Regions from separate parts of the Homo sapiens genome. Here region 2 is linked to region 1. A link is an interaction called in ENCODE POLR2A ChIA-PET data of the cell type or tissue named here. Cell type or tissue: PC-9. All regions are shown on one strand. Each heading gives the region's core, and the rest is flanking DNA. Links, peaks and the distances in the headings are about the cores only.

Evidence for each region. ChIA-PET counts read pairs that join two places held together with the same protein. Peaks named below come from ENCODE experiments on the same cell type or tissue, not always from the same donor. Only the 100,000 strongest peaks of a DNase experiment are listed, where the experiment ranks them.
Region 2: POLR2A ChIA-PET joins it to region 1 with 6 read pairs; 4 of 35 experiments call an interaction of 5 or more read pairs at or near these places.

What each region holds. Positions count from the first base shown.
Region 1 is chr11:31,401,054-31,406,657 of GRCh38, forward strand. The region is part of intron 2 of DNAJC24 (DnaJ heat shock protein family (Hsp40) member C24); the gene reads left to right. Among named protein-coding and RNA genes, the nearest start is that of DNAJC24, 34 kb to the left of the region's middle. In PC-9, for the core only: no CTCF peak of the experiment used is centred there; a DNase peak (open chromatin) is centred at 3,248.
Region 2 is chr11:31,788,402-31,793,696 of GRCh38, forward strand. ELP4 (elongator acetyltransferase complex subunit 4) reads left to right here. Exons shown (of 10, transcript NM_019040.5): 10 at 1-1,923. It overlaps PAX6 (paired box 6), which reads right to left. Exons shown (of 14, transcript NM_001368894.2): 11 at 5,251-5,295; 12 at 5,037-5,152; 13 at 2,309-2,459; 14 at 625-1,618. The coding sequence ends at 1,533. Among named protein-coding and RNA genes, the nearest start is that of PAX6, 20 kb to the right of the region's middle. RefSeq lists a silencer at 4,806-5,019. In PC-9, for the core only: no CTCF peak of the experiment used is centred there; no DNase peak of the experiment used is centred there.

The sequences.
Region 1 (5,604 bases), core at 229-5,228:
AAAAAGTGGGCAAAGAATATGAACAGATACTTTTCAAAAGAAGATATTTATGTGGCCAAGAAACATGAAAAAAAGCTCATCATCACTGGTCATTAGTGAAATGCAAATCAAAACCAGGAGATACCATCTCACGCCAGTCAGAATGGTTGATTATGAAAAAGTCAGTAAACAATAGATGCTGGCAAGGCTGTGGAGAAATAGGAATGCTTTTACACTGTTGGTGGGAGTGTAAATTAGTTATCTTAATTCTTTATTTGAAAAACACCAATACCTACCACAAATATTGCACAGCTTTACTGTCTTTCAGTGTTCTTTAGCCTCTTCTCTCTCTTTTTCAAAACATTATCCTTCCTTTTCCTCTCTTTCTTCCTCCTCCTCTTCTGTTTTCTTATTCCCCTTCTCCCGCTGTCTCCTCTTTCTTCACTACCTCCCCCTCTTCCCCTTCCTCTGCCTACCTCTCCCATCCTCCTGCTTCCCCTCCGCCCCCCCACTTCCTCCTCTGTTTTTCTCTTTTGCTTCTTCTTCTTGGAGCTATCAGGAATCTCAGAATCAATCTCTCAATTTTGTCTCAAAGGCAGTCAGTGGTAGAGTGATATTTAGCAGAAGTTTTAAAAATATGTTCAGAAGACCAAGAGGTCTGTTTAAAAATATTAATGGTATTAAAATGGCTCTTCTGGAGAATGGAGGCAATCATTAGAGATTTAGTAGACCCAAGGGATGTATGTTTCTTCATATTGTTCTGTCAGTGTGGCTGGCCACATAAGCACACTGAAACATCACTTTAAGGCACTCTCTGAGAACCATGGGGCTGTCTATGTTAAATGCAGGATTCCATCATAAATAAATTTATAGGATTATTCACAAAGATTCCATAGCAAGAGTTGCCGTTACATTACGGAGCCAAATTCTGAGCTCTAGGAAAGCATATTGGTTTTGACTAGATACAGCCCTGTGTCACTTCAAGGTCGGGATATTTTCCGAGAAATGTGTTGTTAGGCAATTTCACCCTGTGAGAACATCACAGAGTGCACTTACGTAAGCCATCCATATATAGACGGTGTAGCCTACTACACATTGGGCTTTGTGGTATAGCCTTTTGCTCCTAGGCTACAAACCTATACAATATGTTAGTGTACTGAATACTATAGGCAGTTGTAACACAGTGGTATTTGTGTATCTAATATATCTAACCATAGAAAAGGTACAGTAAAAGTATGCTATAAAAGATTAAAAATGATACATACCTGTGTAGGGTCCATACCATCAATAGAGCTTATAGGACTGGAAGTTGCTGTGGGTGTCAATGAGTGGTTAGTAAATGTGAAGGCCTAGGATATCACCGTACACTATTGTAGACTTTATAAACATTGTACACTTAGGCTACACTAGGTTTATACAAAAATATTTTTTAAATAATTAGCCTTAGCTTATTGTAACATTTTTTACTTTACAAAGTTTTTTAAAAAAATTATAGAGACAGGGTCTTGCTCTGTCACCCATGTTAGCGGGCAGTGGTGTGATCATAACTAACTCCAGCGTCAACCTCCTGAGCTCAAGTGCACCTCCCACCTCAGCCTCTTGGGTAGCTAGGACTGCAGACGTGTGCCACCATGCCTAGCTAATCTTGTAATTATTTTGTAGAGATGAGCTCTCACTACCTTGCTCAGGCTGTTCCTGAACTCCTGGCCTCAAGTGATCCTCCTGCCTTAGCTTCCCAAAGTGCTGGGATTACGGGCATGAGCTGCCACACCTGGTTCCACTTTATAAAGTTTATAAAGTAGGTTAGTTTACAACAGCATTTCTACAAATGTGAATAATGCATTGTACTGTGACATTATAACAGCTATGATGTCACTAGGCAGTAGGAATTTTTTAGCTCCATTATAATCTTATGGGGCTGCTATTGTATATGCAGTTTGTCATTGACTGCAGCATCGTTATCTGGCACATGACGGTATTCTCTTTTAAATTCTTAGCTATTCACTAGCATTCCCAAAGGACCTGAGTAAGGTAATTTTTTATAGATTCTTAAAAATCACAAATGTCCTTTTCAGTTAATATGCATATATGCATGTGTGTGTGTGTGTGTGTGTGTGTGTGTGTGTGTATCATTCTTCTTCATGAAGAAAAATGTTGGGGAATGCTCTTCTAGTTGTGTTACTGAACTGAACTTGGGTCTGCCCATCAGGTTCACCAAAGCCAAACAGTTACATCAAGATTTGTAGTGAGAGAAAGTGAGACACTTTTTTCAGGGTGCCAAGCAAGGAGAATTGGGCAGCTCATGCTAAAGACCCAACCTCCTCTATGGCTTATATATAAGGGTTTTTAAAGGTAGGGAAACAGAGGTTACGTTACATGCAAAGACATACATCAACACATGAAGTATATACATTGATTTGGCCTAGAAAGGCAGGACATCTTGAAGCAGGGGCTTACAAAATCATAGGTGGATTCAAACATTTTTTGATTTGCAGTTGTTTAAGGAAGCAGAGCTTTGTGTAAATACTTGGGGTCAGCATAAAAGAATATTAGGTGTGTCCCATGGGCATGACTTCCTCCAGGCCACTCAGGAAGAAATTTAGAACAAAGAAATACAGTCAGAGTTCAGTCTCCAGTTTCTTCTTATTTGAAGTCTGTGTACCAGCAGATTCATTTGGTGGTGGTCCAGGTTTCTGAAAAACAACTCAGGGCCGTATATTAAGATGTTTTCTTTAGTTTCCCTGGGTGTTACAGGAAAGAGGTCTCAATCCAGACCCCAAGAGAGGGTTCTTGGATCTCATGCAAGAAAGACTTCAGGGTGAGTCCATAAAGTGAAAGGAAGTTTATTAAGAAAGTAGAGGATTAAAAGAGTGGCTACTCCATAGGCAGAGCAGCCCCGAGGGCTGTTGGTTGCCCATTTTTATGGTTATTTCTTGATTATATGTTAAACAAGGGGTGCATTATTCCTGTCTCCCCTTTTTAGACCTTATAGGATAACTTCCTGATGTTGTCATGGCATTTGTGAACTGTCATGGCTCTGGTGGGAGTATAGCAGTGAGGATCACCAGAGGTCACTCTCGTGGCCATCTTGGTTTTGGTGGGTTTTAGCTGGCTTCCTTACTGCAACCTGTTTTATCAGTGAGGTCTTTATGACCTGTATCTTGTATCAACCTCCTATCTCATCCTGTGACTTTAGAATGCCTTAACCATCTGGGAATGCAGCCCAGTAGGTCTTAGTCCCATTTTACCCAGCTCCTATTCAAGATGGAGTTGCTGTGATTCACACACCTCTGGCATAAGGAACCAAACATTTTGTGACTTTAACTTCCTTGGCTATTATTTTAAGCTGTTATGACCTTTTGCTTACTGAGTTGCTCATTTACTTCTCAGGGCTAGCTGAGTGCCTTGAATTTTCCTTGAGGGAACTTAAGATTTTCCTTTATTTGCAAGCTGGGGGTGGAAAGCAGCAGACCCCAGAGAGGAATGCCTGTGCTGTCTCAGTTGTCAGATATTGTGGTCAGATTTATTAATGCCTTATTATTTATATAATTCTCTCAAATTGACCTTTACAATTTTATTTCACAACAGATGTCTGAAGAAATGAGTTTTTATTATCTTTAGAGGTAATGAGTGCCTCAAGCAATAGTGATTATTAGACTCATAAATGCATGCAAACTCTAAATAAAAATGACCCATAATAAGCTTTTATTCAGTGTTTATGTGTATGCTGCTCTTTGAAATTCCTCAGTGGTAATCTGTTTGGAATATGTATCTACTGTAATGTCATGGAAATTCAACAGTGGTCATATTGGGGCATTGCAAGACAGTACTTGAGTGGGACCTTCCCCAGAATCATTTGCAAAAAAAAAACCAAAACACAAACACCAACCAAGTCTCTTTTTGCTGAGATTCTGATCTCTTGTTGTTATGACACTTATTCCCTTTTTGGTAGTACAGAATTGGTATGTGAAACATTAAAACTGTTTTCTTTCAGGAGAGTAGAAGGAGGGTAGAGAAAGCGGCATTAGGAATTCTTTTTTTTGTTTTTTTTTTTTTTGAGACAGAGTCTCCACTCTGTTGCTCAGGCAGTGCAGTGGTGTGACCTCAGCTCACTGCAACCTCCGCTTCCCAGATTCCAGCGATTCTCCTGCCTCAGCCTCCCGAGTAGCTGAGATTACAGGCACGTGCCACCACACCCAGCTAATTTTTGTATTTTTAGTAGAGGTGGGGTTTCTCCATGTTGGCCAGGCTAGTCTCGAACTCCTGACCTCAGGTGATCTGCCCGCCTTGGCCTCCCAAAGTGCTGGGATTACAGGCATGAGCCACCGCACCCAGCCAGGAATTTTTTTTTTTTTTTTTTTAAGGATTCGGCCTTGACCATATTTAAGTCTCATAGCTACTGTCTTAGTCCATTTCATGCTGCTATATCAGAATACCACAGACTAGCTAATCTTTTTATTTATTTGAGACAATTTTTTTGCATCACCCAGGCTGGAGTATAGTGGTACAATCATCGCTCACCATAGCCTCAATCTTCTGGGCTCAAGGAATCCTCCTACTTCAGCCTCCAGAGTAACTGGGACTGCATGCTACCATGAAAATTTGTTGTAGAGATGAGTTCTGTGTTGCCCAGGCTGGTCTCAAACTCCTGGCTTCATGCAGTCCTCCCGCCTCAGCATCCCAAAGTGCTGGGATTACTTACAGATGTGACCCCCTGCACCCAGAGTGGTCATTTATAATGAAAAAAAATTTATTGGCTCACAGTTCTGGAGGCTGGGAAGTCCAATATTAAATGGCCAGCATCTGGCAAGAGTTTTCTGTTTACTGCTGTCCCATCCCATGACTAGCAAACTCAAGCGCCTGCTACATAGGCAAAAGGGGGGCCAAAATTAGCCTTTTATAAGGAATCCACTCCAGAAATATAACATTAGTCTATTCATGAGGGCAGAGCAGTCATGGCCCAATCACTGCTGAAAGGTACTACCTCCTAGTACTGTCACAATGACAATGAAATTTAACATGAGTTTTGGATTGGGCACACGTTCAAATCATAGCAGCTACAAATCCTTTTTTTTTTCCAAATGTATTCTTTTGAATGCATTCCTCTTAGTGTTTGTTTCCTCTATATCTCATTCCTCAATTTGAAAAGTATTTGAAGGGAGATCATTGGGCTGAAGCATTTTCATATCATTTTTTCATAGTTTCAATGTAATAGAATGACATAGTAAATACTTGTTCACTAGGAAAGAGTATGAGAGAAAAGGCACTTAAGTGCAGTACCTCAGACTAAACCTAAAATTTATCTCTCCTCCTGTATGTTGCTGACTAAAATCAGTAAGTTTCATATTTTGTACTTTTGGGGAAAATATTAAACACACAGCTTAAATATACAAATATTTATGAAGGATACTTGTGCGAAGAGGCACTGTGCTGATCTTTGCACAGATATGGATATAGTTAAAATACGGTGTTTATATATTCAGTGTTTAATACTTGTAATAGATAAAGCTTGAATGGTAGGTTGTGGTTCTTATATTGTAGGACTTTACTTTTAAGGATAAAGAGTTTCACTGTAATTCACTATGCATTAGTTGGCCCTTTAAAATTTATGAGCTGGGGAATGAC
Region 2 (5,295 bases), core at 296-5,295, 390 kb after region 1:
TGGGAACAGCTGTAGTGGTTCAATGGGAAATGATGCCTCTTGTGCAAAGGGGAGGGAGACAGAAAAGGGAGAGGGCCTATTTGAAAAAGGCAACAGCTTTCAGAAAGTCTCCTTTAAGAAATCTACTTTTGAATATACTTCAGTGAAATCATTGTTGAAATAGGCTGACAATGGAAATCTGCCCAGATTGAAAATGCCAGTCCTAATTCAAAAAACAATTCCTAGCTAATCGCTTGTTGCATTTTTAAATTATTTCTAGACTTTGAGCTTTAGAATTAAATGGCTAACTGGGAAATGTTACCATTTTGTATATATGTTGTGGGTATAAATGGGCACAGATCTACACCCTGCTGTAAGTGGAATTTTTTTCTAACACGTTTTTGATTTATGGTATCTATAAGGATTATTTTTTAAGGATCATCAGGATGTAAAACAGAGTGTGTGTGAAAGTAACCATTGGTTTAGAATGTTGATCTAACATGGAAATAAAATTTGTAACACCACACTATAAGGTTAAAAAGAAAACTGTATAATAAAGGAAATACAAAGGCTTTGGCATGGTTTTTTACAATCAACAATGGTTAATTTTGATATGTAGTTGTGAACAACTTCAAAACACTTAAGTTTAAAACTCTTGCAAGCACTTTTAATTGATTAGGAATGAACTCTAGATGCACAAAATGATTGGACCGTGAACAGTAATACAACTATATCTAAGAACAATTAACTTTTGCTGGCCAAAAAAGAAACGTATGATTGCATGAAAATGTGTATAAAACATCTATATTCTTGTCAAATATAAATGAAATTAACTTTATTATAGAAATCATTCTGAGGATTTCTAGGGAAGACAAATACTTACATTTTGACATAAAACAAATTGGATTATATCGAAGACACACTCTACCTTTTAGCTATCAACTTTTTTTCTTCCTTGAATTTATATCTTACCCTTTTTTGCACATAAACTTCATCTGTTAACAACCTTTGGAAAACCAACAGATATTTCTGACATAAATCTAGTGCATGTTGTTCCAGGTTTAATTATATGCAAAGGAATGATACAAACTTGGAACATCAGTCCATAAACTATGAACAGATGGGTAGAAGTATTCGATATATCTTGATAAAACTCTTAAATTCGTGGCAAAGCTTGTTGATCATGGTTTTCTTTTTAAAAAAAAAAAAAACAACTTCATGACCAACACAGATCAAACATCCATCCAGTCTACATTGTTCTTTTTTTCATTATAACATACAAATGCCCATTTACAAATAATACACCAAAATGAATAAAAGTTTGGATACCAAAATGAAGATTTGTTCCAACTGATATCGTGCCTTCTGTATACAAAGGTCCTTGTTTCAAGTCCATTCCTTCCCCAGTGGTACAATACAGGACACAATTGTAGAACTGAAGCGGCTCTAACAGCCATTTTTCTTTCTTTCCTGAAAGCTCAACTGTTGTGTCCCCATAGTCACTGACTGAATTAACACAATATTTCCTTTCCTTTTTTTTTTTTTTTTTTTTTTTACTGTAATCTTGGCCAGTATTGAGACATATCAGGTTCACTTCCGGGAACTTGAACTGGAACTGACACACCAGGGGAAATGAGTCCTAGAAGTGGATGAAAGAAATAGCCATGTAGATATTCCCTTTGAGAAACAGACATGGAATACAAATTTATAGGTTTACAAAAAAAAAAAAAAAAAAAAAAACTAATACTTTCTAACATTTTTTACTGTATTAAAATCACTTCAATTGTTACAAATAAAAGTAGCACCTTCAGAAACTAGACAATATATGTATATATACCTATTGGATCCCAAGTACCCCCCACCCCAATCCAAAGGAAAAGAAAAAAAAAATCCTCTGTTTGTTTGCATGTTTGGAACTTTTACAATAAAGCTGTCTCTGGAAAACCAATGTGTCACTTTTTATTTCCAGCAAAAGGTCTAGAGGAGCTATGAGGGCAAGAAGCATTTCAACAAGCACGCACCTACAGCTCAGTGGGCCCCCTACTGAGCTTCGTCTAATAATCTGTCCTCAGAAAACTTGCAGTCTCAGGCCTTGTCTTCATACACAACTTTTGTGACCAAATTCAGGAAAAACAATTTTAGTTTTTGTCTATATGGTGTAAAGTTACTAATTAGCTTAACTGAATTTCCCTTTTCAATCCCCATCCCCCAGGGACAAGGAAAGCAAGGAGTTAAACACGCCCTCCCATAAGACCAGGAGATTCTGTTTGGGTAAACTTCTAGTGAAGAGAGATCGCCTCTGTGCAGCCTGCAGAAAGCAGTGGCTCACCTGTTGAAGTGGTGCCCGAGGTGCCCATTGGCTGACTGTTCATGTGTGTCTGCATATGTGGGGGGGTGTAGGTATCATAACTCCGCCCATTCACCGAAGGGCTGGTGGGCAGCATGCAGGAGTATGAGGAGGTCTGGCTGGGGACTGGGGGCTGTGAGGAGAGAGGCAAACCTGTGGTTACTGAGGAACACATCACACAGCCACAGCCCCAGGCTCCCTCCTCCCGAGGAACTCTGCCAACAAGTCTGATCATTAAAGATGCCTTCACGTGAAGTACTGGAATTCCATATGATAAATCTAAGATTGGGCCTCGAGCTAGTCCTTCCACTGGCCACAGCTAGAAGAAAGCTGCCTATGTATCAAGCCTCTAAAGCACTTTAGGTTCTGACAACTGTCCAGCTAGATGGTTGCCACTATCCATAAATTAATAGGATTTTTGTCTCTAACCTCTGCTAGCATCTTTGAAGAACCTATAGCATGAGGACCTTCATCAAAACACATCCCCTCTCCCTGCAAATCTGGATTTATTTGGGAACCCTATGACCCCCAGAGCCCATATCTCAAGCTTTGGGACAGAGAGCAGTGGGAGGAGCTCTCAGTAAAGTATGGTTCAGGGACCTTGGGAACCTTTCACTGATGGGATTAAAGATTCTTTGAAGAAGCAGATCTGTAATGACCCCAAGTTAAAGTGATCAGAAGTGTTAGTAAATATAACGACCTCCATCCTGAGAATTAACCATGACTTCCTAACAGACCCAAAAGCCCAGACTGACTTATAACTAGAAAACTGTTGCTACCCTCGAACTGTTCGGAATGGCAGCACTGAGGAGGTAAACCTTTCTCCTAACAAAACGCCTCATGAGCTCTCATGGTACTATGCCATGGCAGCAAACTTGGGATGAATTAAAAGAAGTGTGTCGGGAACAAGCAGGTCAGATGATAGTACAGTATACTATCATTTCTCTTCTCTGCAAACTGGAGAAATGTTTAATTTCCAAAATCCATATGCTCAGAGAGGGAAGCATATCAGAGAAGGTCCAGAGGAAGACACCCACCATTTGTAAAATGATGATTTTGGTCAAGAGAATGAATAAATGGATAGACAATCGGGCTCACCCACTCCAAAATTCAAAGAGTAGTTTTCTCTGAAGAGTAAAGTTATTGATCATTTTGATTTTCTTTATGCTTAATGAATGCATGTACTTTTTGAATTATACAAATTATGTAATTTTTAAAAGTCAGTGTTTGAAATAGATTGATTCCCCATACCGCTCTGTATGTGGAAACAGCCCTAATATAATTGCAGCATCTACTTGTTCGTCTTATTATTTTCTCACATACACATTTTGCTATCTTCACAGAAACCTGGATGTTGTTATAATACATGAAACTGAACGAGACACTCTGTGGCCTTATTAAAGTCAGATGATGAATGCTAACATCAAGTTCAAAGAGGCAAACAGGCCTTGAGGGCCTGCCAGAATTTCAGCTTGCATTTGTTTCTAATTCCTGCAATGAGTTCCTCTAGGCAACCTGACTTCTGGAAAATTCCAACGCAGTTATAGCAACACCAACTAATGGGCTGTTAATCCCTTAATTTACATCAATTGCACTATGGCCAACAATATCCAGATGCAATAAAAATAAACATGTGAATAATTCCTCTGAAGTTGCTTATCTAGCTGCTCCTATATTAGTCTGAAGACTGTGAAACATTTATTTTGCTGTTATTTGGATTTGAAATCCAGCAAAAAATGTTCAATGGAGAATAAACAATCAGTGTAGCCCCAGAACTGTTTCCAGCAGAGGCTCATGCTGGCCAATATCGTACCATCTAATATCTCTAATTGTTGCACAAACAGGAGTTCTAGGAAAACCACTGGGAAAGGCCTACCAGAAGACAGACATTTTTCCTATCAAGAATCCATCCAGCAACAAAGGTCTAGTACAAACCATCTGCCTTATCCAACTTACATCATAAAGGGTGAACCTAGTGCAGGACCTCTAAATGTAGGGGCTAATAGATATTTGGGACAGAACTAAGAGGAGAGGCAGGCTGTCATACCAAGTGAATAGCATCAAGCTTCCCAGGCAGCTAGGAGGGCCACAAACTCGTCACACCATTCACAGCAAAGACACACTAAATTTCCAGCAAATACCTGCTATGCCTTTTCTTATTGTAGATACAGACAGAAAACTAGCATTCTCATTATATTATGTATATCTCACCATGTAAATATGAATCCCATTTCTGATCCTTTTTTCTTTCTCACTAGTTTATCACATATACCCAAAGTAATGCCCCAAATGCGTGCACAGATTCTATATTTAGCATACAAACACATTAATATAAACCCAAATTTTAAACTACTAATCTGCTATCTGATAATGTGCCAGCATTATTTCCACTTTCTGGTGCAAGGCTCCCTGGTACCCAAAACATGCCCCACCACCACCCAACATTATCAAGGTAACAGTATAATAAAAGGCAGATCAACCTGACAAAACTGGACAGATTTTTATTACTCATTTTTTTAGGGCATGAATTAATGAGTCAATCACTTAAAAGTGATGGGATTGACTGTCTCCGACTTGACTGGTCAAGCCAATCACTGTAGTGCGAAAAGCTCTCAAGGGTGCAGACACAGCCAATGAGGTCCGCAGGCCCTGAGCCACTCCTCACTTCTCTGGGGCCTGGGTTATGCAGGCCACCACCAGCCGCACTTACTTGCATAGGCAGGTTATTTGCCATGGTGAAGCTGGGCATAGGCGGCAGAGCGCTGTAGGTGTTTGTGAGGGCTGTGTCTGTTCGGCCCAACATGGAGCCAGATGTGAAGGAGGAAACTGAGGGCAAGAGAAATGACAGTAGTCAGAGTGAGAGTCAGAGCCCGGAGCAAACAGGTTTAAAGACATTGATTCGTAGTATTAGTATTTCAAATTACCCGGTGTGGTGGGTTGTGGAATTGGTTGGTAGACACTGGTGCTGA